Linked DNA regions of Mus musculus: all the other regions are linked to region 2. Evidence: chromatin loops called from intact Hi-C (ENCODE). Cell type or tissue: left cerebral cortex. All regions are shown on one strand.

Region 1 (4,000 bases), 490 kb after region 2:
CTTGGCATCTGACTACATCAATGGAACACAGAATTATGTCCAAAGACCAGAAAACAATTAGCAGCAGTATCAAGCCTTCCAGGAATGGGAGCATCATGGGTCAGGATGGTCAGGAAAGGACTGAGGAGCATGTGGTCTGTAACAAAAGCACCCACTGCATAGTGGTTGCACATAATGTGCCCAAGGAGAGTACACTAGACATTCGTTTTTTTAAAAATAATAACCAATTCCCATTCTACGGTTGAAGGTGTTAACTCAGAAAAGATAAACAGAAAGCTCTGGGTATAATGGTGTACACCTTTAATCCCAACACGCATGAGGCTAAAGCAGGTCACGTTGAGGCCAGCTTGGTCTACATAGTGAGTTCTAGGTTAGCTTGGACTCTTTACAGTTCTCTTTACAGCTCTTTCTATCATAGTAATGGGTAGAAACATTTTCAACTGGGACTTTTACGTTTTATACTTGTAATTACATTTTAAGAATAAAAGCAAAGAGTAACCTCTATCTCTGCTTAGCCCCTCTTCAACTCTCCACTGGAATGCCATGTCGTGCAGAACTCCTTCCTTGCCATCTATGGTTTGGCAGTAGGGGGGAGGGATGGGGGAGGGAGTATTTTCCTCAAATAAACCCTGCATTCCTTTATGAGCAATCCTCAGAGCCATTAACATATGGAAATGTTTCTCCTACATTTGCAGAAATTTCTTTTGGTGGCAAAGACAAGCTGATCTAATGTGAAACTCTTTTTATAGTCTTTACTTATTGCTTAGTGTGAACATTCATATTCCAATGGAGAAATAATAGTGGCTGTAACTAAGGGGTACTGCCTGGACTACTCTGGCTATTAGAGTATGCTTATAGAGTATGCATATGATTTTTAAAATCAAGACGTTTCTAGCTTACAAGCCACATTTGGCCCCAACGTGTTTCAAACAAGAAACACTGAACTTATTTTACGTTATTCATAAAATTCACCGTATTGTGCTATGAACATTTTTTTTTTTCTTTTACAGTGCTGCAATCCAATCCAGGGCCTTGAGACTACCAGGTAAACTACCACTAAGTCACACCACTGGCAGTACCATTTATTCATTTTATGTAGTTTGTATGATGCCTTGCATAGAAAAGATACACAATAAATTCTTCCTGAGTGAGAGGTCAAGGAATTAGCTAAGAAGAAAAAAAAAAGGTTAATGGTTTGGAAATGACCACCAACTGCTACTTCCTTCTCTGACTCTCAAAGCCCTAAAAATAGCTGCTGCCAACTGAAGGCAAGCAATATAGCTGATGTCTTTGCTCTGAACAAAAATAGCTCAGTGGTCTTACATTGGGCACTCACACATAACTTTTGCCAAGCAGGAAGCATAGCAGGCGTATTCATACCTGAGATTATATGCACAGTTTCACAGGACCCCTTGATGCTGATGCTCTGTGCCCAGAAGTTTTGTTGGCTGTAAAGCAGCAACCAGAGTGGTCATAGGGTCCTCTCAGGGGGATTTCTAACAAGGGAGGGGCAGTAACAGTTGCCCACACTCTGGTCAGATGCAAGCCTTGGGAGTTTTTCACTCCTGCCTACTGTTCCCAGAGTAGAGTTAGTTCACTGTTCTCCTTCAGTGTGCTCTGTCCAACCTAACAGACTTCTTTCATCCAAAAGAGGCAGTAAGGAAGGACCTCGAGGGGGGTGTCCCGATGGGGGGAAAAAGAGGAAGGGAGGAGGAAGAGGAGAGAAAAAAAAAGGTCCCAGAATTCTGCAAAGCAGCCGCAGCAACTGTTCAAAAGCCAGAATGCCTGACTTGTGAGTAAAGTGAATAAAATAGCGATAAGGGAGTAGGGTGATAACTGGCTAGCAAAGGACTGGATTAAAGTCGGAAACCTCTTAAATAAATGCAAGCTCTCATGAGTGACAGAGGCCTTGGGGAGAATGAGTTATATCAGTGGGCAGTTTCCACCGTTCTCTGGGCTGCTCTCTGTTTACCTGGTAACACAGGATGGTTTGCTGCACCAGCCTCGCGTACCCGTCCAGGCGGACCCCAGAATTGCTCCTGCTCCGCATCTCGCCCAAGCTCATGGGCCACGGAGCTGGACCTGCCCGCTGGTGTCCGCCAAAGTTGCCGCCTCCAAGCTGACCTGGTCCTCAAAACATTCAGCGTCAATGAGTTTCTTCAAAGGGGGCCGAGAGGAAGAGTTTTCAAACTGAGAGACCCAAAGTATGACTTGCAAGGCGAGCCAACCAGAGTGTCGCGCCGCTGGGCGGTGCGGGGGAGGAGACGGGGGTGGCGCTATCGCGGCCCGGCTTCCTCCCGGTCAGCAGCTGCCCCGAGGGTTTCTAGTCCCACCACCATGCTCGACAGAACCTAGACTGGGCACTAGGCTGGAGAAAGGCCTTGGCGGTACCCCTCTGTTTTGGGAGGCGGCTCCGGGTTGCTTGGGAGCTCACCTAAGCTTTACTAGGCTCCGCCCCCCTCGTGGGGCGGACTCTCCAAGTCTCCGCCTAAAGGGAGAGGGTCTACAGAGGAAGGCCGCTGGGAGCGGCGGGGAGCTGGGCTCTTAACGGAAATTCAGTTTTTTTTATTGACTTTGCTCCTACCTCAACCTGCTTCCAACCGCGGCTGAGGCTAAAGGAGCAGAGTCCTTCGGTCGCGGCCCCCGGGGTACGGAGGCCACCCCTCACGCCGGCCCGAACCAAGAAGCGGAACCCGTGCAGTCCCGCCCGGAAGGAACGCGTTGGGGGGGCGGTACCGATCTGCTCGCAGCTCCGCCCCCAGTCCGCCTCCTCCGTGGGGTTTGGAGCCCTCCTTGTCATGGCCTGACCAGGAAGGAAAATGGGGCAGCCCGCAGGAGTATGGAGAACTTGGATGGAAGCAGAGAACAAGTCGGCTTTCTGGGTCGGCAATGACAAGGTCTCCTGAGCGGAGCCGCCAAACCCACCGGAGACTAGAAAGAGGCTGGGCCGCCTGGGCATCCTTCGGATGACCGGCCGTCATAGCCCCGCCCTGTCCTGGGCCTCACCTGAGGACAGAGTCCCCATAGTGGAGCTCAGCACTGAAAGCAAGAAAGGGAGGCCTGAGTACTGTCCTCCACATACACTCCTGGTACCCGTGGCTCCTGGCCTTAGCTCCTGGGAGAATTTTGCAGTTCATTTATAATAGTATATTTTGAAATTTGGCATCCCATTAGTTGTCAAGGTTGCTAACCACAGGCCGCATTCTTTGATCCTGTCTTCATTGTCCATCAAAATCTGGCCCACAAATAAATTTGACTGGGCAGCTGTTCTAATGTAATTGCTTCCACAAGCACTTTGTTATTCTCCACTTTGACCCATTTCATTGTCTAAAACTTACCTTTGCCTTAAAGACTAGGTCAGCCCACTCATTAGCGTTTCCAATTTTCTGGATTCCTATAGCAGTTTCCTCAGTAAAGATGGGGCAACGAGTCAGTTCGAACTGCACTTTATTCCATTTCTGATTTATATAGACATTTGTGTTACTGTTTCAGTTGTTTGACTTTTACTGTTTTTATCTGTTGGGGTAAACCTCATGCCTTGTAATGTGACAAGGTCAAGTGCGTGTAGCACATACTTGACTCAGAGTGGCACTTAAACCAGAGCTATTTTCAGCACCATTTGGAAATAGTGTATTGTTTACATTTTAACTGAGGCATACTTTTCTAACTGGATTATGAGATGCTTATGAAATAGCTTGGTATCTCCCACCACACCTGGCACAGAGTTGATTGTACATGTGTCTAGGGCTCAATGTTGATGGACTGAAAATGAGTCCTGCTTATTTGACTCCCCTTATAGTTAGTCTTTAACTAAAGCACCCAACCCCTATCAGCCCACATACTTTTTCTCTGAGACAGAGTCTTGTCATGTAGCCTAGGCTGCTCTCAACTATATTATGTATCCAAGACTATTCCTCAAACTCACAGCAATACTTCTTTCCTCGGCATCCAAAGTGTTGGGATTCTGAGTACGTGCCACCACACCCAGCTCGAGTACTTT
Region 2 (4,000 bases):
GGAGAGAAGGAGGCTCTGAGGCTGGTTCTCCATCTGGAAGTGGTGAGACTCTTGCTGAGACATGTGAGGATTAGAGATAATGTGTGTAACAGTATCAGGTTGTGCAAAGAGGCAAATAAAAGCAGAAGACCCCCAGTTAAATGTGAATTTCACATAAATAGCTACTCATTTTTCAGTATGTGTATCTCTTTCTACAAACACTACAGATTTATTTAGTTTGCCCAAAAGGGCGGTTCATGAAATTCTTTTTAGACAGTGATTAAAAGACTTAATCAGTCTTCTAGCTTTGTCCTGAATGTATTTGGATAGGACACATGTATTACAAGCTATTATTTGTTTATGTAAAACTCAAATTTATGGAGGCAGCCTGTGCTTTCTCTGTCAGCCCTAAATATCTGTAGAATTGCTATGGAGTAGGCATTTGCAGGGAACTATTAGTGCTCTTTTTACAGAAGAAAGGACCTCAGGTAAATGACAGCATGGTATTTCTTTAAAACACTTAGAATGTCTTATCTTCTCTCAAAAAGGGAATTAACTGAACTGGATGTGGCTCCAATAAACCAGTACTAAAAACCAGAGCAAAGCAAATGTCCTTCAGTGAAAGGCTGTGCTTGTCCATGGTATGGCTCCTTGGAAAACATCTAATACAGCTACTTAAAACGACATTGAACTTACATCTGTGGCCATTCTGTTACGGTTTTTTCCTTACCTTCTTCTCAGAGTGTTCAGATAAACCATCCTTCCTTTGACTCCAAGGCAATGCGGCTGAAATTTCTAGTACAAAGGCACTGACAGGGGGTGATAAAGCAGCGATTGTCCCAGGAATTCTGGCTCCACGTGGGTGAAGCATGAGGTCACAGCACTGTGATTTTGCAACTGGAGGAGGCAGGAGCCTCTGCAAAGCCTGACTCCATTTTCCCTCACTGTTAATTCCCTGCTCCTACCTGGAAAATTTTCTAATATGCTTCCTGAGAAAGTGGGTGCCTTCAATTGACTATGAAATATTCACCACGTTATGAAAAAGAATAATCTTGTTAGCTTGGTTTCAAGTAGACAAACCAATTGTATAGCTACCAGATTGAAGACAGGAGTAGATTAAATGGATTTTATCCAAGATATCTATTTTCTATTACAAAAAAATTAATTTCTGACTTGGTGGCATCTTCGATGTCATGCACTGCCTATTTTCTGCCCCCAAACCCGGAAAAAAAAAAAAAACCTTTTCTTTCTCTCTGCTTTCTTTTTTAAGGTGGAAATCATGCAGCTTTTCATAGATTTGTCTGCAAGGTCTTTCATAAAAGATTTTTTTCTTAGTTAAAAAAAGTGCACTGGAACTATCTCTATCTTAACCACTAGTCATCCTCATTGGAAACTCGATTCGCGGTGGGACTTAAGATCTTTTTATTTCTACTGGTGCGGCGATGACTTCATTGTTGGTTTTTTTTTTTTTTTTAACCAGCTGGGGAATCGTGTAAAGCAGAGCAGCGTCGGACTGGAGTAGAGTTGTGGTTTGCTGCTGCAGCCCCGGCCGCCACGGTTTGCACGCGTCCAGCTGCTGTGTAAGGAATCCTCGGGCTGCCAGTTCTTTGCTCTTAAGTCACCCCAGGGAATCGCAGGCTGCGAGATGAACGTGAATATGAATGTGTTTGCGCGCGCGTGCACGCACAGCTGCAACAGTTAGGAGCAGCAATGGACTTCAATATTAAAAAAAAAAAAAACCTACGACCGAGATGAGCCATCCTTCGTCCTTTATTTTCAAGTAGTGCCCGGGCTCCCGCCCGAAATGTGGTCCCCGCCCTCCACCCACTCCGCTCACTGGTCCCCAGAGAGGGAGGCTAGGATAGCTGCGCTGCAGGCAGGATTTCCCCTTTTTTTTCTACCGCAGTGACAGGTGGATTCCCGGGCCTCCTCACCCCCCTCAACCCCCGCATCCACCCCTCTCTCAGTCACGATCTCTCCCTCCCCTTATCCTATTCCTCCCTCATTTCCCCCTCCCCACGTAAGCTCGCAGCCTGAGCCCCGCCCCTCCCAGCCTAGCAGCCCAGGTTGCTAGGGCCTGGCAGGGCAACCAAACCTGGTGCCCCAGGAGGAGCATCGCGAGCGCGCATAAGCGCGTTCGTGTAGTAGAGGGCTAGAACAAGAAATCCTGGTTCTAGGATTTTGGGGGACTCGAGAACGAGCGGCGTGGGCGGGGCGCGCGAGCCCGAACTCGAGCACGAGCGCTTTCTCTTCATTGGCGCCTATTGGTAGGCGGGGCTAAGGCGGGACCTAGCGGAATGAGAGGAGTTTGCCGATTGGGCCAAATGGGCAGACGGGGGCGGTGCGATCATCAAATTAGGCTGCGCGTTCGCTCCGGCGAGAGGGCGGGGCCGGAGGTTTCGATTACTTGTCGCTGCCGCTAGGGAAGGTAAAGCGGTGACGGCGGCCGCGAGAGTGAAGGCTTCCCCGATAGAGGTGGGGGACTCGGCAGGGTGAGTAGTTGCGTCCGCCCGTCAGGCCGTCTCATGTTGGCCGTGTGTCCACTAGCTTGTCTTTAGAGAGGGAACCCAGTCGGTCCACTTAGGAGGGTAACAGAAGGGGTAGCAGCGCAGGTCCCTGCACAACCGGGAGACACGGTGAGGGAGTCCCAAGCTGGAGTCTCCCTCGGCGATCCACCACGAGTCTCTAGGGTCTTCCCGGAAGGGCTGGGGCTGGAATTTTTGGTGCCAAGAGACAGAGGGGGCTGTGCTAGACGTATGGTAGGTCGAGGTCGGACCCCGCGGGGCTCCCCTTTGCTGCAGGTCTGCGGTGTCCCCACCCCGCTGCCCCCGTGGCCAGGGCTCTCCGGGCTTGCAGCAAGGAAAGCCCTTTTCCGCTAGCGCCGAGGAGGGCCCCCCGAAACCCCCGCCCAAGTTCCCAGAGAGCCCGGGACCCGCCGGCAGCTACGACTCTCAGCCCTGGTCCTTCTGACCTTGGCTGCCCGGGAGGGTGGGCGAGCGCCCCGCCTGCAGCCCCGCAGGTTTCTGCCACCTTCCACAGGACAAGTTTCAGGCGTTACTGTGAAGTTCACGGCTGGCGTGCTGGCAGAGAAGCAGAAATTGACCTCTTCTCAGATCTTCCTACCCTTTGGACCTTCATAGAAATTGAATCCTGGGGTTTGGAACCATCTGCCAGAACGAACAGGTCCTCGCACTGACACGTTTTTCTGTTCTCTTCTCTTCTTTTCTTTTCTTTCTTTCTTTTTCTTTTGTGCCCACGTTGGGGTAAAAAATAACCTGGGCATATTTCAGTGTAAAAGCAGATCTTTCTTGGGGGTTTTGATTTTTCGCTTCACTTGAGTTAGGCATGGCACAGATGCTTGGATAAGAAAAGCCTGACCTTAGTCAGGCTAGACAGACTAGAAGGATGCTGTGATATTTAAATAGTTGCAGATCAGTATTCTGTTAACACAATTATTTTTAATTGGCTGAAATTTAAGCTGATTTTAGAAAGTATTGACACAGAATAATTTCTTTCCGCGCATCTGATTTAGGCTTGTTTGAACGTAATGGTTATGTAGGCAGTATAAAAGATTACACAAATTAATTTGTCTGAGAGTATTTGACTGGAAAAAAGAGGCATAAATATGTATAGAATATAGGATTAGGGTTTTAGGTAACATCTGCTGGAACACTTCCAGCTTGTTTGTTTCTTGCTGTAGGGTTACAAAAAAGACATTTTGACTGAGACACTTTGGAATTTATAGACTGCATAACATTTAGATGTAAATTCGTTTTTAATTCCTTTAAGTGTATTAAAATGTTTCAGTAAAATGCAGAACGGGTGTGTTTTCTTATCCCTGTATATCTGGCGTTGAAGGGGGAGTATGATCTTACATTTAACAACCCAACTAAGATTCATTAATAATAAAAACATAAAAGGCCTACCCCCATCTTTCTGAGAATGAAGATTTAAGTACCTAACGAGCCTTTTCCTTATTAAAAGAACTATTTTGGGTTGGAGCTTTTTTGGCGTTGATGCT
Region 3 (4,000 bases), 390 kb after region 2:
TTGTCCCTAGCATCCTTCCTCTCCAGAAGAATACATGTATGAGATGTCTTTATGTAAGAATATCCTATGGTGAGATCAGAGGACATCCCTACACTGCCACATGACTCCCTTCCTGGGGTCCCTGAACTACTTCGATGGAGGTTATCTTAAAGGAAGCCTGTCAGATATTGCCATAAGCCTTTCAGAGAATGTCCTTGGAGCTCCAAATAAGATTATCTTGGGCCAATGAAAATGTCACCGTTCTTTGTTCTTGGCAAGAATCCCAGCTCCCTCAGCTTGGGAACACCATTTACCCCACACCAAATGGAAACTTCATTTGGATATTATGTTCATCTCCAATTAATAAATTACAAGAGGAGAAGTTAATTCATCACTTGAAGCTTGGGCCAATAAAAACTGTCCACAGCATAGGAAACAGAGGATGATAAAGCAGCCCCTCATTAGGGCAGGGCTCTCATTTCTTTGAGGTCCCTTGCATGTTGGGTCTGAGTATATGAAATGGCTTCCAGGGAATCTGTCATTGGAACAGTCCCCACCTCTGGAGGGACCCAAATGAAGTGACAGTGTTAGAACTAGAAGTGCCTCCAATATGTTGAGTGATGAGGGTGGCTTTGTCATGGCTGTAGGGACTCTTAGTCCATAGCCTGGCATGACCCAAAGTGGCAGACAACTCCCCACTCATCACTATTTGCTTTAGACCCTACCCTGCAAATCTCAAGGGAGAGAGCTGTTCCCTTTTCTCAGAATGCCTGTGTAGCAGAGTACCATGGGAATGCATGAAGGAGTCTCGCTCAGGCTTGATGCTAACGTGTGTGATGGAATGTATGTTTCCTTGCTCATAGCAAAACTGACTAACTAGGGTGCAGGGAAGGCCCTGGTAGCTTTCCTCCCCTGGGAATGTCACCTATGCCCAGTCTCCTGACCATGGTTTTCTGCAAAGCTCCCTTGGTGTTCAGTGATGTCACTGAAAGGCTGGTGACATTGATGTCAAATGATGAAAAGCAGCAGACCCTCAGCTTGTCCTCTGTGCACCGTTCTCAGCCTTCCCATCACTCACTAACATTTTCTAGCCATCCTGTGAGGAAAAGGCTATTGTCATTGCTCCTGGTTCACTGAGGACAAAATAGAGACCCAGGAAGGTTAGGTAGATGTTGGAGGCTACATGTGATACCTGTCTTGGTCTCTGGATTGCCCAAAAGCTATTCATGAGACTTCATTTAAGCCATCTGAGCCCAGAACCTCAATATTCTCCTCTTTTTCCAAATTTATGTTTAAAAAAACCAGTTGCATATATTATAATCACCAAAATGGCCATATTTCCCTCTGTTTTATTTTTATTTTTCTGTCTCTGGCAAGCCTAGGGTGCCATCCACCCCAGGGAGGAATCCCGGGAAATGAGGAAATGTTAAGTGTCTCAGTTAAGTGTCTGCTAAGCCCCAGTCTCAGTGCTCTTCCTGGCTGTTCAAGTGCCCCTTAGCAATGTCCATCTTTGAGCCTTTGTCACTGAAAGAGAACAAATAGGGGACAGTAATCCTGAACTGAGGCATAAAGTCCCCCAATTCAGCAAGTATAAATGGAAACTCTGAGGCCGTGTGATTCACTTTGCCAACATGACTCATGTTCTGCTAAGGTTTCCATGAACAATATGTTCACAGTCTGGTTTAATTATAGCCTAGATCTGCCACTGCCTCGGTGAGCCCCAGAGGCACCCGGCCCTCACCCCCCACTGTTGCCAGTTAAAATGTCTCCCAGGGAGAGAGGGGGAGAGGACACTGGAAATGGTTTTCTGCCAGTTCTATTGGTCACATGGCATAGTGGATAGTCTCTACAGGGGGGCTTAGTGAGGGGCAGCACCCCCAAAGGTGCTGGAAAAGCATGTGCTCACAGGGTGCCTGTACTGCTGGGGCTTCCCCTCCATGTAGAGTTGAGATTCACAAGCACCCAGTGTGGGTGTTTGGAGTGATCAATTGAGAGAAAGAAACAGGGTTGAGTCAACGCTCCTGCAAGCGAGGGTGGAGGGAACCCCGAGGCTGCCTGATGAGCTTGGGGGTGGTTCCACACATGGGCTTGGTGACAGTGGACAGAAAATGAAAAACAAACCCTGTCCCATCCACTTCACAGGCACTTTGCCATTGCAGTGGAAGACACAAGGGCTCCTGCTTGGGAAGGGTATCATTTTACAAATCTAGAGTGGACCTTTCACTCTCTTATGCAGCTATTAGAGTGTTTCAGAGGCAGCAGGAGCTGGCTGCCAAGAGTGGAACAGAGAGAAGGCATTTGGGGCTATCTCTAAAAGGAATTCTTTGAATGTTAGGTTCCAGGAGCCTTACCCCTACCTATATTATAAAATTTAATATTTATTAAGCAATTTATTATGTGCCAAGTGATATCCATGCACTATACAAATATTAATATGTTTGTCTCTTGCAACAACCTCAGGAAGCAGAGGTGCGATCATGGAGCCAGTCACTGTGGAGCTGAAGGTGGCAGCATGCAGGGCTTGGTCTGGAGCTTGTGCTCTGTAGCACTGCTGGCATTGGGTGGCACTGGGCACCAAGGTTGTGGTGTGGGGACAGAGCCTTGAGGAAAAGCAGCTCTGTCTACTGCATGTCCGTGACCTCATTCTCCCATAGTTGCAGGTGGCCCTGGAAGCTGAGTCTAGCACCCCACTCCATGTGTTCTGAGGGTGTCCAGTGGCTCAGAGAAAAGATGAGATCTGCTTCCTCAGCCTTCTTCCTTCCCAACAAATTTCAGATTCACTCCTGCATTCTTCACCCCCACCCCGTATATATGATGAGAGAGAGAGAGAGAGAGAGAGAGAGAGAGAGAGAGAGAGAGAGAGAGGGGGGAGAGAGAGAGAGAGAGAGAGAGAGAGAGAGAGAGAGAGAGAGAGAGAGAGAGAGAATGTGTGTGTATGTGTGCATGTTTGTGTGAGTGCAGACACCTGTGCTATGGGGCACAATGTGAAGGACAAAAGACAACCCTGGTGTTAGCCCCAGCTTCCCACCTTGTTTGAGTCAGGGTGTTTTTTGTTATTCACTGCTGCCTACATCAGGCTATCTTGATGAACAATCCTGCTTCCATATTAGGCTTGAAAGCTATAAGACAAACTATTTCTGTTAATGATTAAACCTCTGTTTCTTAAGGATTAGGCTATGCCCCACCTGTAACTACAAATGGCTCTGAACTGCCTGTTCTAGGAATGATGATCATGCGTTTGTTTGAAAAAGTTATGTCCATCTCACAAACATGTTGTTTCAGGAAGTTATGACTAACTTGTCATGCTTATGTTCTGCTTCTATAACCCTGTTTGCCCACTAAGTCCTCCATTTGGAAACCCCCTACCCCTGAGCTATAAAACCCTTATATTCCCTATGTCCAATGCTGACTTCTTGAACCTCACCTTAGGGGGAGGCAGCCCTTGTACATGAATAAGAATGCTTATTTAATCATTTAATAAATTTGGCCACAGTGATTTGGGTTGGCTGTCTTTCTCCTCCCATCTTCTGGAATTCCCTTATCTGTCTCCCATTTCATTGTCGAAGGACTTGGATTCCAGAGACTTGTGCTTTACATGGGCCCTGGAATCCACACACAGGTTCTCATGCTTGATTGCAAAGCACTTTACCCACTTCTTCTTCTCGTCCCCACTCTCCCATCTAAGAGCACCCCTATTTCTCTCGAGGAAAGCAGGGCCACTTTGCAATAACAGGCCCTTAGGTGCCAAGTGTCAAGAGGAAGAAAGCATGTCAGTTAAAGCTACAAGCAGGGGTTAGGATGTGCCTCCCTTCTCCAGTGCCATGCCCTGCCCTGGCTGCAGGGGTAGAGTGGAGTGTTTAGAATGGAACACAGGTCAGGGCCTTAGCCACTCTAGGTGTTCACAGCAGATGCTTAAATTGGCCTCACACCAGGCAAGCTAGCTTGGGGGCCCTCAGAGTTCAACGTCTCACACTGTATTTCTCTCTACTAGCTGCTGTGTAAGACCTGCCAAAGCTTTCTA
Region 4 (4,000 bases), 410 kb after region 2:
ACATGACCAGAGTAGACTAGGGCACTGAAAAAACTTCCAGAAAGACAGACTTATTCTGCTTGGTGAACAGCTTGGTTCAGACAGACGTCATTCTGTTAAGATGTGCCCCTGTCAGGGTCTGCCTGCCTAGCTATTGTTGCTGGAAGGATCTTTTCACCTTCAAGATGTGTCACTAGTTCATCGAACCTATTTCTGTAACTCTTGGTGAGAGCCAATTTAAGCTGCTTCTCTGTTCACTCTGCACTCAGAAGAGACCAATTTCTAGTTCCTTTTTGGAGTCCATGAGAGCAGATGCTGTGACAAATGTTCCAGTGAAATGAACCTAGAAAATGATCCCAGGGTGCTTCTCAGGGGAGCAGCGGGTTCATCAGCATTAGCTGTGGCTTAAACACATCCTGCTTTCAGCCTGAGTGCTGTCATCTCTCCCTGCGAAGCTTTCTGGTGGGACATGCTTTTTGTGACAGAACAGGGGCTCGAGGGGGAAGGCAGAAGAACGTTCCCAATGAGTCTACAAATGACAGATTCAGAGGGTGGACATGTTTATGGGTAAGGCCCTACTGCATCTGGCAGCCTGAACTGGGCAGCAGTTCCTGCAAATGAGAAGCGACCGCTTTTGTTAGGTAGGTCATTGTACCATAAGCCCCACTAGGAGCACTGTCATAAAAGAGGTGGCAAATTCCTGTGGCTTGGTCTTTTTCCAGGATGTCTGTGGTTCCAAATGACACCTGCAGCCAGAAAAAGCAGGAAAAAAAATGAGTGGGACCTCTCTTTTTCTGTCACAAAGGACTCTGCATGTTGGAAGTGGTGTCAGCTGGGTTACAGGGGAGGCTGGGAGCTGGAGGCTAGGCCTCACAGCACAAGGCAGGTGACATGATGACAATGACACAGAATGCATGGTAAAGTGGCCACTGTGGATACTGTGTTTTCACAGGCCTCCTTTTGCTGCTCAGTACCGATTCTTATGACAGCTTCTTTGCCCCACTCAATTTTGTGTGCACGGTAAGTAGTTTACCCAAAACCAGGTATGTAATGTCTGGAATAAAACCTACAGCAACAAAGACCAGCTTCCTTAAAGGTTGTTAGATTTCCCAAGTGGCCAACTTCGCCATTTCCTAACCAAATGGTTGACATTTTTTTCTTTTCTTTTCTTTTTTTTTTTTTTTTTTTTTTTTACCATCTGTGATGACATTTTCTTGGTTTGAGTATATGCCTTCCAATTAGACACTATCTCCAGCATGTACAGGGAGAACTAGCAACCAAACCGACTACCCCGCCTTTGGCCCAGTTACACCCACCTGGTCCTGCAGGAACAGCTGATTGGCCAGCTGCACTATCTGGTCCACATGGATGATGCCCCCGATACTGTCCATTTCGGTATCTGAGAGCAGAGTCAGTACCATGATGGCTTCTACCAGTAGCTGCCGATACTCAGGCTGGGACACACGGTTGAGCACTGACTCCACATGGACGGCAAACTTGATCTCACAAGGGGTCATCTACCAAATGATCAGCAGGTTGCCAGTGTGAAAGATGGGCCAGACAGAGCCCTATCATCAATGCTGCCCTAGCACCTTTGGAGCTCAGCTAAAGGCTACCTTCCTCCTGGCCACTGTCTTGACTTTATAGCAGCAGCCCTCTGGAACAAAGGATGACTGCTTTTCCCTGAGGGCCAGCTGAGCTTGTTCTAGTTCTTTTTGTCTGTCTTTTGACAGTGACTTTTAGGGAGCAGGGGCTATTTCTTATTTCTTAAAGAAATTCCCTGTGGTATAAAGAATGGTACCAGGCTGGCAGATGGCAGGTTTACAAAAGGAACACAGCCATTCAGGGCAGAATCTTTTTAAAAAAAATGGCAGGTAGAGAGATGGCTCAGTGGTTAAGAGCACTGACTGCTCTTCCGAAGGTCCTGAGTTCAATTCCCAGCAACCACATGGTGGTTCACAACCATCTGTAATGAGATCTGACGCCCTCTTCTGGTGTGTCTGAAGTCAGCTACAGCGTACTTATGTATAATAATAAATACATCTTTGGACCAGAGCAAGCAGGGACTGAGTGAGCAAAGTTGACTAGAGTGAGCGGGGATGACCGGAATAAGCAGAGTTCCTCAAAATTCAATTCCCAACAACCACATGCAGGCTCACAACCATCTGTACAGCTACAGTATACTCATATACATAAAATAAATAAACAAATAAATATTTTTTTAAAAAAAGAATGGTATCTTGGGCAGGGTAAAATTAAAAAAAAAAGAAAACAAAACAAAACAAAATCTGTTTTTTAAAAGACTGCCTGAAGTGCCTGGTGTGGTGCCTCCTGCTTGAAAGGCTAAAGATAACCCAGAGCACACGGAGGGCAGGGAAAGCAAAGGCAAGGCTGCTGGTGCTTGAAGGGGCCTTGACTGGCTCTAGTGCATGCCTGACAGGCTTTGGGTGGGCTTCTAAGGGCCCAGAGAGTTTATAAATGCTATTGCTCAGGGGAATGAGAGGGAAAGGTAACAAGAAAGGAATTTTGCACAATTTGAGGGTAAGACAGTTAAAGTGATCAGAACTACAGACGGCCTAGTCCATAGAGTAATGCTAAAAGGCATATGCAGAATCAGCCACGAGGTGAGCCCGGGCTGGGCTGCTCTCTGGGTCTTCTCACTTTACCTCTTGGGTTGTCGAGGATGGGAGGACGTAACCATCGATGGACAGGCCATGGCACTAGAAGCAGAACACAGACATTTCAGTCAGATTCCAACACAAGTGTGTGCTTGCTCACACACTCACACACACACACACACACACACACACACACACACACACACACACACACACTTTCCTTGCCCTGGAAATCTGCATGAGGGTTGGAACATGCCAGACTGTCAGAGTTATTTTTAGAGCGCTGTTCTCACTGCCCACAGGCTGTGTTTTCGATGGAACAATTCTAGGGAAAGCAGCAGGCATCTTTCAGATTGGTGCAGGAACAGTGTCCTAGGGAGCTGCTGTGTCCTCCTCCCAAGAGGCTCTGCATTGCACTTGGCAACTGGACCCTGGTGCCTGCCAGAGCCCCTTTGGTCCCACAATGAAGAGAGATTGTCATGGTGAAGTAATGCTCCTGTGCCTTTGCAGCCGTCTATTTTCGAGATTTCTATAATAAGCACCAATCACAAAAGGCTGGAGCACATGCACACGCACACACGCACACCCATGTATATAAATACCAACAGGGTGCAATATAAAATGCTGCTTTTTCATAATAAAAGCATGTTGGTATTGGGCCAGCAGAAGCCTGGCCGGAAATGTATGGTGCCCCAGAAAGACTGAGGAGAATTTCGAGGAATAGTTGGGCCTGTTCTAATCGGCCACCTTTTACCCTCCAGTTGGCAGCAGCTGCCCTGCCTTCATGCTGCCTGGTTCAAGGGCTCCTTACGAGTCTAGAAGGGTGGACCTGGGGCCTCTACAGGCAGCCATCTTGCGCAAGGCCTTGGTTCACAGAGCATAGGCCCTGAAGCCCTGTGACTGGCCCTGGGCACTTGCTACAGAAAGAAGACATCGAGCTGTGGCTTCACAAATGAGGTGGAATATGTTCTCATTCAGGATTACTGCAGTTCTCTCCTACTGTGAAATGAGCTAAAAAGGAATGGTTCAGAGAAAAAAAGAAATTTGTCTTGCTTTGCAAAGCTTTTAAATGAGGCACATTGTCCCTCCATGGGGGAGGCAGGTCAAGCCCTGGTGGGGGCCTTGGGAGTGGTGTGAATACTCTGGAGTAGGAATGTGGGGGAAGATGGGATTGTGGGGTGTTGAGAACAAAGTGGCGCTGCCTTCCCACGCTGCCCCCACTTTAGCAGCAAGTGTTTTAGACAGGGCCTCCTGCACTCAGGTGTGTGGTGCATTGCTGGCCATGGATGTGTCATTTCCTGTCAGTTTCAAACTCCAAACTCCAATGCAATGTTAACAGTCCCTAGGCAGATGGGAAGCACAGTGCTATTCCACTGCGATGGGAGCAGTGGGCAGCTGGTTAC
Region 5 (4,000 bases), 220 kb after region 2:
GGCTGAGCATATGTGTTCCCCATAAACCACCAATTCCATTCATAATTAGAAATGCTTTCATATATTTTTTCCTGGAATAAAAATGTGCCCTAGAATATTCATGGAAGCAGACCTTGTAATGCCTACTCTTCAACTGGAAGTACTTGTGTGACCGTCAAGAGGCAAGATACATAGTGATAAATTCACAAACTAGAACACTAAATCACAATGAAGATAATCAAAAGTAAAATGACGTGGTAATAAGGAGTGGTTTCTCCTCTCCATTCCACAGACCCCGCCCGCTCTTAGCACTACCCAGCATGCCTCACTGCTAAAGATAGTTGCACACATCTATCCTCCATCTGTGAATGCAGAGAAATGAAACCCACTTGCTCAACGCCCCTCAGATGGGTGCTCCTCAGGATATTGCCTTATCTCTCTGATGAGTCTTGAGACCATGGTCTGCCTCCTGCCCACCTCTCTTTATGAACATTTGCTCTCTGCGTTTCTTGCCATGCCCTGGTCCACAGATTTTTTTCTTTTTTCTTTGTCTCAAATTTCCCTACTTACCTGTCAACTTCTCTTCTTCCACATCCCCTTTGCTATGAAAAGGACTTTTCCTAATCCCAACTCACCTGTTGGCCTTGGCTTTTGTTCTCAACATCCTTCCTCCCTCCCTCCCTCCCTCCCTCCCTCCCTCCCTCCCTCCCTTCCTTCCTTCCTTCCTTCCTTCCTCCCCCCCTATTCTTTTGAGTCAGGGTCAGGGCTAGAGCTAGAGCTCAGTTAGTAGAGTGCTTGTCTTAACATGCACAAAGCCTCAGGGTTGATCCCTAGCACCACATGAACTAGACATGGCAGCATTCATTCTTGTAATCGCAGCACTTGGAAGATGAAAGCAGGAAAACCAAGAAGTTCAGGGTCATCCTTTGCTTCATAGTGAGCTCAAAACTAGCTTCCAGCCAGCCTAAGCTACATGAGATCACTGAGCTATATATAACCATAGTCCGGGAGAATTCATGAGATTAGCACCTCTCGGATTTGTTAATCAGGAGGTACTATGTTCCACCTTCTACTCTCAAGAGAATCTGGGATACCTAAGAGACAATGAACTAAGGACCTAGCCACAAGGCAGACATAGGGTAGGAGCTTATTCCTATGCTTCCTTAAATTTGGGGCGGATTTCTTGCAGGTTCCGCCACCCACTGGCTTCCCACCCCCTCAGCCCCAGAGGCCTTACTGGTTGCATAAACATCAGTTTGCCAAGACTTTTGTGGAGAGATAAAAGAGAGAGGACCAAAGCCCAAATATGTCGCTAAAGAATATCTACTAAAGTTCAGGTGAGCCAACCCACGGTTCACAAGAGGCTCAGCAAATACCTTTCAGGGACTTCTGCAACCTTCCTTATTCCTGGAGGGGTAAGGATGAGACCTAGCTGCTAATCAGGCATGGTGTAGGAGCTTAGTCCTATTAAATTTGGAGTTGATTTCTTGCAGGTTCCCCCACCCACTGGCTCCCCTCCCTAGCAAGCATTTGACTGCAGGCAGCCTGGGATTCTAAGGTGCCAGATTCCTATGAAAATGAGCAGAGACAGAGGGAACAGCAGGCGCTTTTTACAGAAAAAAAACACTGTCACCAAGGGAGCAGTGAATGAGAGTCACTGTTGCAGTTCCCCCAAAATGATTTAATCACCAAAACAACTGGGGAATAAAAGCTTAAAGCTTTTTTTGTCTACAACATATCACACCAGAATATAATATTGTTGGAAAGTGAGAAAGGTGGGGGAAATGGCAACCTTTAAAAGAAAAATCATAAATTACTTCCACCTTTTTCTGCCTACTCAGGTCGTTCCGTGCTCCAGGCACATGTTTACAGGTGACACTGCCACTTGCTCATCTTAGATTTGTGCAAAATGGGCTCAAGTGTCCTTTTTATTCAAATGGTTGAGCCGCTGGGGAGGTCCTTGTCACCACTGGGGGTTGGGGTGGGGTGGGGTCAATCAAGGCATGCTTATTTCTCTGCATGGCCCAAGTGGAAAAGGATACCTTAGTGATATAGAGACGAGATTATTTTAAATTATTTTGGTCTTTCTGATTGGGGATCACCAAATACAGTATTCACTCATTTAGGAAACTGACAAAGCAGGGGAGAAAAGTATAAAAGTATGAATGATTAAAAAAATAAAAGTAACCAGTCCCTTCATCTACTTGAGAAACACGAAAAAAGACACAGGAGAAAACTAGCAGGCTGCAATAATGTCCCTCTTGGGAAGAAGAAAGAAGGAAATTGCTTCTAGTGTGAAAGTGTTGCTATTTTAGGCGACAGGCATATTCATGGGTAAATCTGTTATCCTTTCATGCTCAACACAGATGAACCTCACAGACACACGGCAAGCAAAAGACAAAAGACCACATGTTGTGTAATACCATTTCAGTGTAAAGTCTAGAAGAGGTGAATCTATAGATGGCAGGAAGGGGATTTGTGGATGCCAGGGACTGGAGCTGGGGGCTGGGGAGAATAGGGAGTAAGTATTTAATATCTGTAGTGCTAAAAGGGTTCTAAAATTGGATCATATGTGCCCACAGATCTGTAAGCATATTTTTAAAAAAAACTATTGAAGTGTACCCTCTAAGTGGATGAATTAAATGGCACATAAACCACAGCTTTTAAAGGTTGCTTTTGGCTGGAGAGATGGCTCACAGATTAATAAAATATACTGCTTTTGCAGGAGACTCTATTCTCAGCACCAGTGTCTGGTGGCATAAAACTGCCTGAAACTCCAGCTTCAGGTGATCTGATGTCTCCACAGGCTTCCACAGGCACCTGCATGCAGATGTGCATACTGCTCCCTCAGACACATAATCAAAAATAAAATAAGTCTTAAAAAAAAACAGTTGCTTTTTACAAAAATAAAATTGCAGTATCTGATGGTTTTTATATCCACAAAAGGGACACAGTTACCTGTAAGATGGGGCCAGATAACCCCTTCCACCTTTGTATAGTAAACATAACCCCAAAAATGGACTAACACATTTTAATAGGATGGATGCTTTAATCATCATGAATGGCCTAAGATCCACAACGCACAGTGCTCTGACTTTGTTCTAGGCCATCAGTGGTTGTCTTAGTGTGATCACATGTGTGTTCCTAAATAAACTCTCACCCAGGGCAGAAACAAAGCTCATCTACTGATCTTATTTCCCAATAATAAGAAACTGCTGTCATCGAAGAATAGAAACAGCATAGACTAAATGAGCCAAAGAACCTTTGTGCATGGGCTCCCACTGTCCAGTGGAGTGTATCTTTCCTATGTGTGTTGGTTTATGTCTCCATCTGAACTAGAAACTGAGACAGCACAGCCTTTGTGTCCTATCACTGTCCTCTGTTTCCCACCGTATCCACATTTGCTCTGGGTGAAGTACACAGGAACTTTCTGAGTCATGCTATCCATTTTGGGATGGCTTGTTTCCTTCTAAGTATGGTGAGGGATATACACACACACATTAGTAACCGTTTAGAGGACTTCTGCCCATGGGGCAGTGTACTGAGTACTTACTTGAATGAGACTGCTCCCCTGAGGCTCATATGAATGCTTGGTTCCCAGTTGGTAGAACTGTTTGGGAAGGGTTAGGTGTGGCCTTGTTGATGGAGGCATTTCACTGGGGACAGCTTTGAGGTTTCAAAAGCTCACACCAGGCCCACTTAGCTATCTCTCAGCTTTGTAACCGTGTCTCAAGATACAAGCTCCCAGCTACTACACCAGTACCATGCCTGCCTGCCTGCCTGCTACCAAGTCCTTGCCTTACCCTCTATAACTATAAACCCTCAATAAACTGTTTCTTCTTCTCTAAGTTGCCTTGGTCATGGTGCCTTAGCACACCAGTAGAAAAATAAGACAGATGGGAGGGCCAAAGCACAGCTTTACTAGATGAGGGAATCTAGTCTAATTCTGAACATCAAACTCTAATGTTTACCCTGTTGCAAATATTCAGACATGGGTTTGTATTGCACACGGAGACCAGAG
Region 6 (4,000 bases), 230 kb after region 2:
CCCATCCAATTAAGCCACATAGTCCCCTGCCTCAACAAGCAGTCTGGGGAGGTATTGTTGACATAGGTTGGTTTAGCAAGGGAGGTGCTGATGTTCTACCATCTTTAACTGTAAGGCGAGTAATAGGATGAAATAGAAAGTAGAGTTGGAAGATGTGGGCCCCTAATTCTTTCTCCGACATCATTTCCTAGGGAGTGACCTTGAACAGGTTCCTGCTGAGTAAATAACCTCTATTTGTAGGGGAATGGTACAACAGAGTGTTTTCTCCCAGAAGAACTTGTCATGTTGACATCTGCCTGCTCTGGAAAACATTGACTTTGGTAGTGGTGGCTCAGTTATATGGAAGAATGTGCAGTGTTCACGTTACTTATGATAATGACAACACAGAAACAATCAGAATGTCCAATGTTAGGGAGCTGGCTAAGTGAGCAGATTCCAGAGGTCATCAGGGAAGAAACATACTGCTTGCAATGGGGCCAACTCTAGGCAAATTTTCTGACTGTAAAACAATGATAATCATGTTTACTTCATAGAATTTTGTTGAGATTGAAATGGCATGGTACTGCAAAACACATAGTAAGTCTAGAGGTGTAGCTCAAGATGGAGAAACTTGCTTTGAGATAGAGTGTGTGTGTCTCACATTTGATTCCCTTCATTTAAAAAAAAAGTACTTATGTCAATGTCTGGCATACTCTGCTATCATTACATGGACATTAAAAATAAAGTTGATGGGATGAATGGGGTCATTGGACGTCGAGTTTCAGTTTTGCAAGAAAAAAAATCTGGAAATGTGTCCACAGCAACATGAGTGTATTTACAGTACCGAACTGTGCATTTGGATAGCTGAAGTTTTAAAAAGAGTAAATTGATTGTTAATAGGAAAAATCACATTTTATTTGTATTTTTTTTAGTTACAAATGATGTATATTTATATGCTGCATAAGCAAAACGGGGGTGGAGGTGTCAGTGGAGGTGGGGGGAGAGGGCTGGGGTCGGGGAAGAAGCCAAGAAAAATAAATTAGTTTTTCATTCCAAACCAAGAAAAAAAAATCTAGTTTCTCATTCCCCGGTTAGTTCTCTGTTCCCACCATCTCACCCTTGACCCTGAGGACCCCCCCAAAACCTTTTGCTCATTCTTCTTGTGAAAGATAAATACATCTCTTCACTCCTCCTCCCAAGAAATTCTCTTCCCTGAACAAAATTGTAATAATGTGAACAACAACTAAAACGAACTAGAGAAACATTTAGTTATCAGCCAGCACGTACTGGATGTGTTTGTAAAGCCTGGCATGAGTAGGGAGCGAGAGTAATCGGGGATGAACTATATACAAGTATGAAATTGTCAAGGACTACATTTAATTAATAAATTTAAAAGCACGCCATGTATTCTAAACTATATATAAATTCTTCCTTCATTAACCCTCCAACTACACTGAAAGGAAAAGAACTATGCTTTTGTTCTTGTTCTGCATTTTAGAGTCGAATAAGATATTAAAGAGTTGAATAAGGTGTTTTTAATCTTTAATCACAATCAACTTTTTAAAACGGCAGCTTCAGTTAAAGCATGGCTACGTTGACGTACTTTCGTGGGAAGTTCAGGGGATCAGCTTGTCCTCGAAGGGGCTGCTGCGGGCCGCTCCTGGTAAAGTATAGTGGAGCTTCTCGAAGTGGGGTAAACAGCGGCTAAGGCTCTGAATCGCTCTGCTTCCACTCTGGGAGTTCTGGTGACAACGGCTGGGACCTTGGTGGAGACGAGGTGTCTGTGGTTTCGTCTCTGAGATATAAAGATGTTAGGGAAAAATGTAGGTAGAAAAAACAAAAAATAAAAGTTTTCCGGTTTTTTATCTAAGATACTTTTGGGGAAAAAATGTCAGCTGGCTTTGCAGCTATGGTTCCACTGGGGCTCGAACCCAGGACCTTCTGCGTGTAAAGCAGACGTGATAACCGCTACACTATGGAACCACCACGAAGGGTGGTATGACTATTCGGCCTTTTGAGAGTGCGCAACAGACTCAGCGTCTCCGCGGGAAATCCTGCCCTCTGCCGTGGCCCCGCCCCTTCTCAGAGGCGGGGAGTTTAAAGCTGAATTTTGAGCCGGGGTTCAGGAGTTCTTCAGGTACTCTACCCGAAGCCGTGGTTGAGCCGGTGCCCGGGTCCCTCTAAGTTCGTGACTCCAAACTTTCCCCCAGCAGCGGCCAGGCCGTTAGAGTTTACCCCAGGCCGGTTACAGTTTAACCGCTGCCTCTGGCACATCCCTCAGCTGTGCCTTCCTTCCCACACTTACAGGGACTGGACTGCCTTACTCTGGCAGAAGGTATGAGGGCATCTGCTTTGGCAGGGTTGGAAATGGTCCAAGGCTGCAGCCCTCTCACTCTCCTCTCGCCTTTCCCAACATTGTTCCCTCCCTGAAGTCACCAAGGGGATAAAATTCTCAGGGCTTTTCCTTCTGTCCCATTTATCTAGTGTAGTAAAAAAAAAAAATTTAAATAATCTAGGCGTGTTTTTTTTTCCGCCTTAGACCATTTATGTTCTCGGATGAAACACACACACACACACACACACACACACACACACAGCCTTGTATTTTTTAAATATGCCTTAGGCAGCACAATAGCTGGGCAACTGCCTACCCTTCATGTTGTTAGAATCTATTTCCTTATCGATAACACCGATAATAACGAATAATAACGAATTATTGCTTATTGTTTACTATGTTTCATCTATGCTGTTCTTGGCTCCAATTGGCCAGCCTATCTGATCATGTTTTTATGGCTTAGTTAACCTATGGCGGCTCTCCTTTCTCCTCTCCTGACATAGTTAAAAACATGAGGCTATGTATATCTTTCATCCAAGAACATAAAGGGTCTGTGGCAGGTAGAAACCCCGTGTCATGTTAATGCAATATCTTCTTTTACTATGGTCTAGGGCTAGACTAAGTAGTGGTTGTATACAGGTCAGCTCTTCCTGGTTGTCACAGAGGAAATAGCACCAGCTTTGTCACTTAACTTGAGAGGCCTGGTGCGGAATGAAAGTGATTGTCCTGTGTTTGGTTTGGTAGGCTATGAAGAATTCAAACGGTGGCCACAGAGCCTTACACCCAGCGGCTTGACCCTGCTTCAAGGAAGGCAAGGCTGTGAGGACTTTCTGTTACCAAAGGCTCTCAGGTGGGTTTCTCTCTTTTTATTGTGTTAGTTTGCCTTCCCTGGGGCTTCTGGATGGGTCTTTATCACCATCCTTAGGACTGCTCACCACCCTCAAGCTCGAAAACGTACTAAAAACCATTTGGGGGCATCTTTAACCATCCTAGAGGAGGTGACCTAGGGTGGTAGTTGTTCTTTTTCCTAGCATCTTCCTCTGAGGCTGGCAGAATAATGGAGATATGATACTGGTTAGAAATAACATCCATCCACCAACCCCTGTTTTTCTGATAATGCAGAGGGAAGAAATGGGGTAGGTTGGGGATAGGGTGGCATGGACACAGATGTGGAGGGAAGTGAAATTTTAGTCATGGTATGGCTATTCACCAGTTATGCACTCAAGCTATTCCATTCAACATGCTAACTCCCATCTCTTTCCTAAAATATAAGGGGTGGACTAGACATCTATCTCTCTTTTCTCTGGGTCTGAATGTTAGGTTCATAAAAATGAAGGCAGTTGTTAGTTTTTGTTTCTTTATAGGCCTACTTAAAAACAAGCTTACAGTTAGTGATATTATCTGAAATTTTTCATTGTTGGTTTATAAGAGCAGATTTTATGTAGTCCAGACTGCCTTCAAACTGACTGTGTAGGCAAGAAGGACTTCAAATCCTCTTGCCTCTACCTTCTGAGCTCTATGATTCCAGGAACATGCCACCTTGTGCAGCTTTATGAGATTTGGAGATGAAACCCAGGGCTTTAAGTACAATAGGCAAACATTCTTCCAACTGAGCTACCAGCCTCAGCTCCAGCCTGCTGTTTCCTTGATATGTTTTTTTAGAAGCCTTTGGAGTACTTTGCCTAA
Region 7 (4,000 bases), 410 kb after region 2:
CATGCTCAGCTGGGACAGGAGAGTAAAAAGTGGTGGTTAGCCTGGGGTGGGAGGAGCAGTAGCTCAACACTCAATAAAAAGGCATCTGGGCTGGGAATGGGGACCAGTGATGGAGTGTCTGTTTAGCATGCTCAAACCCCTGAGTTCCATCTTCAGCACTGCAAAACAAACAAGAAGGGGGTAGAACCAGGGTTTTAAAGATTCTAGAAACTCCTAGGAGTTGATAAGCTAAGTACACCTCACCCACACTGTATTGAGGAGTTTGACAAGCCAAGATCTAAGAGCATGAAATAGAAAGTAAAGTTTAGTTCAGGAACATCTAGTTGGAAAATACCTCCATCATCAATTGAAAACCCTTAACCCAGTGGTTCTCAACCTTCCTAATACTCAGCCGACCACTTCATACAATTCCTCATGTTGTGAGCCATACATTTTTTCATTGTTACTTCATAACTGTAATTTTGCTCCTGTTAGGGATCATAATATAAATATCTGATATGCAGATAGTTGAGTTGTAGGTGACTCCCATGAAAAAAGTCAGTTGAACCCCCAAGGGGTTGCAACACACAGGTTGAGAACCACTGCCTTAACCTTTACTCAAACCATTACAAGTCAGGGATGAGGGGTGTGGTGAAGCTCAGAGCTGGAATGTTTGCTTAGAATGTGTGAGGACCTTGGTTCCATGCCCAAAAGTACATGTGTGCATGCACCCCACCCACAACACAAGTATAGCTGAGGTGGGAGCATGGGTAAGGCCAGAAGAGAACTTGAAAATTACAGTCAGGGAGGAGGCGGCAGGGAGGGGTGAGATGCCAATGCAAATTTACCACAGACTTGATGGAATGCAAACTGTTGGACATGGTCTGGCCCAAAGGAAAGAACTGCAAAAGAAAGAGAAAAGACTCAATCACACACAGTGACCCCAAGAGGCACAAATAGTTGAGAAGGAACCCAGAGCAGCATGAGATAAGCCCTAGAGGGGTTCTCGTTGAGTAGCAGTGACAGATGCAGACCCACTGCTCCCTGGCAGCCCAGCTTGGCCTTAAAGATCAAGTGTTGCCAGGCCCTTTTCCTTTGTAGAGCAGGACACAGGTTCCAAAGTCACAGGCATGCCAAGTGACCATTTCATGCTGTATTGTAAACATCTATAGAGATCAAAAGAACCCTAACTTTAGCTACGAATGTCTGCCATCCGACAGGCATCCTATAGACTATTCTTAAATGTACACAGTAGATCAGGCTGATGATCTTCGGCCATATACATCTTTTCTCATCTAAGAATCTAGATGGCACCCTTAATTTGCATACTGCTCTGTGTCTGTAGTATGCTTGCAAACATGAGTAGAAAGTTCTACCATTGACAGCCATTAAATTTTGGCCAGAGAACATTTTCTTGACATGAGTAGGCAAATACAAAGCTGGTACTGGCGGCCTGGATATAAACACACCAGAAAAGGAATGTAATCATATCATCGCTGTCACAGGCAAGGGCAGCATTAAATAGAAGCAGCCATCCATATTCACCCAGGATCAGGCCTTTGAGCTGTGGGTAACTAGAGGGACGGTGCCACCGAGTGGCTGACAAAGGAAGATGTTTGGAAAATCACTTCCTTAGAAGGAGCAAAAATGAGAGACTCTGTATGGTCTATACTCTGCATTACGTGCCATCACACTGTTTACCCTTTCCTGGTCACAGAGACATATCATTAGACATATGAATCCAAAATCAGATATGGGAGTGTGCATCTGTAGTCACAGCTACTCAAGAAGCTAAGGAATGAGGACGCCTTGAGCCCAGCAGTTTGGGGACAGCCGGCACAGCATGGAGATCCCCATCTAAAAAACAATGTATAACTAAAAAGCACATCTATTTTTTCTCAAGGGAAGGAGCATATCATGAGCTGTTGTATAGTGTGCCCGGACACTTTTTTTCCAGGCTTCAATCTCCTCAGATTTGGCTGAGGGCAGAACTGGTAGCATCATCTTATTTTTTCTACTGATGACATCACTAACCAAATTCCCCTCTTTTTGAACAGAGGTGGTGATAGAGGCAGAGCCTGGACCATCTCTTTCACAAAAAAATCCTTACAAAAGCTGAGTTTGATAAATGCAATTCTTTTGATTAAGAGCCTATACTAAATGAGCTAACTGGCTACCCTATCTGCAAGGCAAAGAGCAAGGTCCTCTCTCCTACCCTCTCATCCGCTTCTCTGGCTCTGGGGCTACCTGAGTTACGGTGCCATTCTACCCACATCCAAACTCTGTATTTGCAGCCCCAATTTCCGTGTTCCAGACAGAAAGAGTGTACAGTCAACAGAGAGACAGACAAACAAAGCAAGGCACTTCACCTGCTCATCAGCACTAGCTCGCCTATTCATCTGAAAATAAAAACATCAGAAAGTAAAAAACCACTTTTCAAGTTAGGAATGCCCCATTGCTTCTATCACACTCCCATAAGCCAGAGCATGCTGATTCCACCTCAGGGGTTTGCCAGTCCCCCCTCACAGACCCAAGCAAATGAGGCAGCATGACTAAGATATAAGTAGATTTTCTCAGTGTAGGTCACAGTCATGTCCTAACGCAGTATTAGGTGCAACAAGACTGAAAAGGTTTGGTGGCTGATTATGGGATGGATCCCCAGGTGGGGTAGTCTCTAGGTAGTCCATCCTTTGGTCTTAGTTCCACACTTTGACTCTGTAACTCATTTCATAGGTATTTTGTTCCCTATTCTAAGGAGGAACGAAGTATCCACACATTGATCTTCCCTCTTCTTGGTTTTCTTGTGTTTTGCAAATTGTATCTTGGGCGTTCTATGTTTCTGGGCTAATATCCACTTATCAGTGAGTGCATATCTAATGACTTCTTTTGTGATTGGGTTACCTCATTAAGGATGATACCCAGACACTATTGCATATGCCAGCAAGATTTTGCTGAAGGGACCCTGATATAGCTGTCTCATATGAGGCTATGCCAGTGCCTGGCAAATACAGAAGTGGATGCTCACAGTCATCTATAAGACAGAACACAGGGCCCCCAATGGAGGAGCTAGAGAAAGCACTCAAGGAGCTAAAGGGATCTGCAACCCTATAGGTGGAACAACAATATGAACTAACCAGTACCCACCAGAGCTCGTGTCTCTAGCTGCATATGTATCAAAAGATGGCCTAGTCGGCCATCAGTGGAAAGAGAGGCCCATTGGTCTTGCAAACTTTATATGCCCCAGTACAGGGGAACGCCAGGGCCAAGAAGAGGGAGTGGGTGGGTGGGGGAGCAGGGTGGAGGAAGGGTATAGGGAACTTTTGGGATAGCATTTGAAATCTGAAATGTATATAAAGAAAATATCTAATAAAAATATGCAAAAAAGAAAAAAAAGACTGAAAAGGTGTTGAGTTGCAGACCTATGACAGTCAGCTAAAAAGATTTCTACTGTGAATTAAATTAGGGTGAAAAATGAAGAGACAACTGTGGCTGGTGGTAAATGCAGGTATAATTATTCCAGTCTATTTCCACATCCCCCTTGCTATTTCAAACGAAGAACACATTTGATGGAGAAATGGTTCTCTCTTCTGACATTATTCTACTTTAACAAATTATTTTTATTTCATGGTATGCATATTTGCCTACATGTGTCATATGTGCACCACCTGTGTGCCTGGTGCCTGCAGAGATCAGAGGAGGGCATCAGATCCCCTGGACCTAGAGTCACAGACAGCTAGCTGTCATGCTGGTGCTAGGAACTGAACTTAAGTCTTCTCCAAAAGCAGCCAGGACTTTGAACTCCTGATTCATCCCTCAAGCCCCAGGACTCTACTTTTTAAATAACACAGCAACAAATATGGACAAGGGAGTATTCCAGGATGTATATGTAAGATCACATGAAGGCTAGATATTGGTAAGTGCATGCAAATGGCTTTGGGGTACCTACCTGGGCTAGAGGGCTATCTTCAGATCCTACGACTTCTACAGAGAGCAGGTCAAAGCTTCATGTCCTTGTTTTTCA

The links. Peaks named below come from ENCODE experiments on the same cell type or tissue, not always from the same donor. Only the 100,000 strongest peaks of a DNase experiment are listed, where the experiment ranks them.
Region 1: a loop joins it to region 2, with 2.2 times the contacts of the local background. A loop is called at or near these places in 3 of 42 quality-filtered maps.
Region 3: it touches region 2 in a loop (3-fold over the local background); 3 of 42 quality-filtered maps call a loop at or near these places.
Region 4: it touches region 2 in a loop (2.9-fold over the local background); 4 of 42 quality-filtered maps call a loop at or near these places.
Region 5: it touches region 2 in a loop (4-fold over the local background); 10 of 42 quality-filtered maps call a loop at or near these places.
Region 6: it touches region 2 in a loop (5-fold over the local background); 10 of 42 quality-filtered maps call a loop at or near these places.
Region 7: a loop joins it to region 2, with 2.8 times the contacts of the local background. A loop is called at or near these places in 4 of 42 quality-filtered maps.

The regions. Positions count from the first base shown.
Region 1 is chrX:160,500,877-160,504,876 of GRCm38, reverse strand. It overlaps Phka2 (phosphorylase kinase alpha 2), which reads right to left and starts at 2,715. Exons shown (of 33, transcript NM_172783.4): 1 at 1,973-2,715. The coding sequence starts at 2,050. In left cerebral cortex, a CTCF peak has its summit at 2,266; DNase peaks (open chromatin) are centred at 669, 1,669, 2,501 and 2,704; H3K4me3 peaks cover 2,186 bases; H3K27ac peaks cover 1,504 bases.
Region 2 is chrX:160,993,062-160,997,061 of GRCm38, reverse strand. Cdkl5 (cyclin-dependent kinase-like 5) reads left to right here and starts at 2,381. Exons shown (of 19, transcript NM_001024624.2): 1 at 2,381-2,471. In left cerebral cortex, a CTCF peak has its summit at 2,396; DNase peaks (open chromatin) are centred at 840, 1,673, 2,249 and 3,111; H3K4me3 peaks cover 2,927 bases; H3K27ac peaks cover 2,721 bases.
Region 3 is chrX:160,602,080-160,606,079 of GRCm38, reverse strand. No RefSeq gene overlaps it. Among named protein-coding and RNA genes, the nearest start is that of Phka2, 100 kb to the right of the region's middle. In left cerebral cortex, no CTCF peak of the experiment used is centred here; DNase peaks (open chromatin) are centred at 1,685 and 1,946; H3K27ac peaks cover 2,549 bases.
Region 4 is chrX:160,587,664-160,591,663 of GRCm38, reverse strand. Phka2 (phosphorylase kinase alpha 2) reads right to left here. Exons shown (of 33, transcript NM_172783.4): 31 at 2,646-2,699; 32 at 1,296-1,496; 33 at 1-725. The coding sequence ends at 555. Among named protein-coding and RNA genes, the nearest start is that of Phka2, 88 kb to the right of the region's middle. In left cerebral cortex, a CTCF peak has its summit at 1,975 (motif pointing left); DNase peaks (open chromatin) are centred at 361, 696, 1,357 and 2,903; H3K27ac peaks cover 2,726 bases.
Region 5 is chrX:160,770,790-160,774,789 of GRCm38, reverse strand. All of the region lies in intron 1 of Rs1 (retinoschisis (X-linked, juvenile) 1 (human)), which reads right to left. Among named protein-coding and RNA genes, the nearest start is that of Rs1, 4.8 kb to the right of the region's middle. In left cerebral cortex, no CTCF peak of the experiment used is centred here; DNase peaks (open chromatin) are centred at 1,262, 1,526 and 2,347; H3K27ac peaks cover 1,450 bases.
Region 6 is chrX:160,764,072-160,768,071 of GRCm38, reverse strand. Rs1 (retinoschisis (X-linked, juvenile) 1 (human)) reads right to left here and starts at 59. Exons shown (of 6, transcript NM_011302.3): 1 at 1-59. n-TVtac3 (a tRNA gene) reads right to left here and starts at 1,962; the gene lies at 1,890-1,962. In left cerebral cortex, a CTCF peak has its summit at 2,067; a DNase peak (open chromatin) is centred at 1,971; H3K4me3 peaks cover 1,257 bases.
Region 7 is chrX:160,581,345-160,585,344 of GRCm38, reverse strand. It overlaps Phka2 (phosphorylase kinase alpha 2), which reads right to left. Exons shown (of 33, transcript NM_172783.4): 28 at 2,349-2,378; 29 at 828-881. Among named protein-coding and RNA genes, the nearest start is that of Phka2, 81 kb to the right of the region's middle. In left cerebral cortex, a CTCF peak has its summit at 1,561 (motif pointing left); DNase peaks (open chromatin) are centred at 715 and 1,536.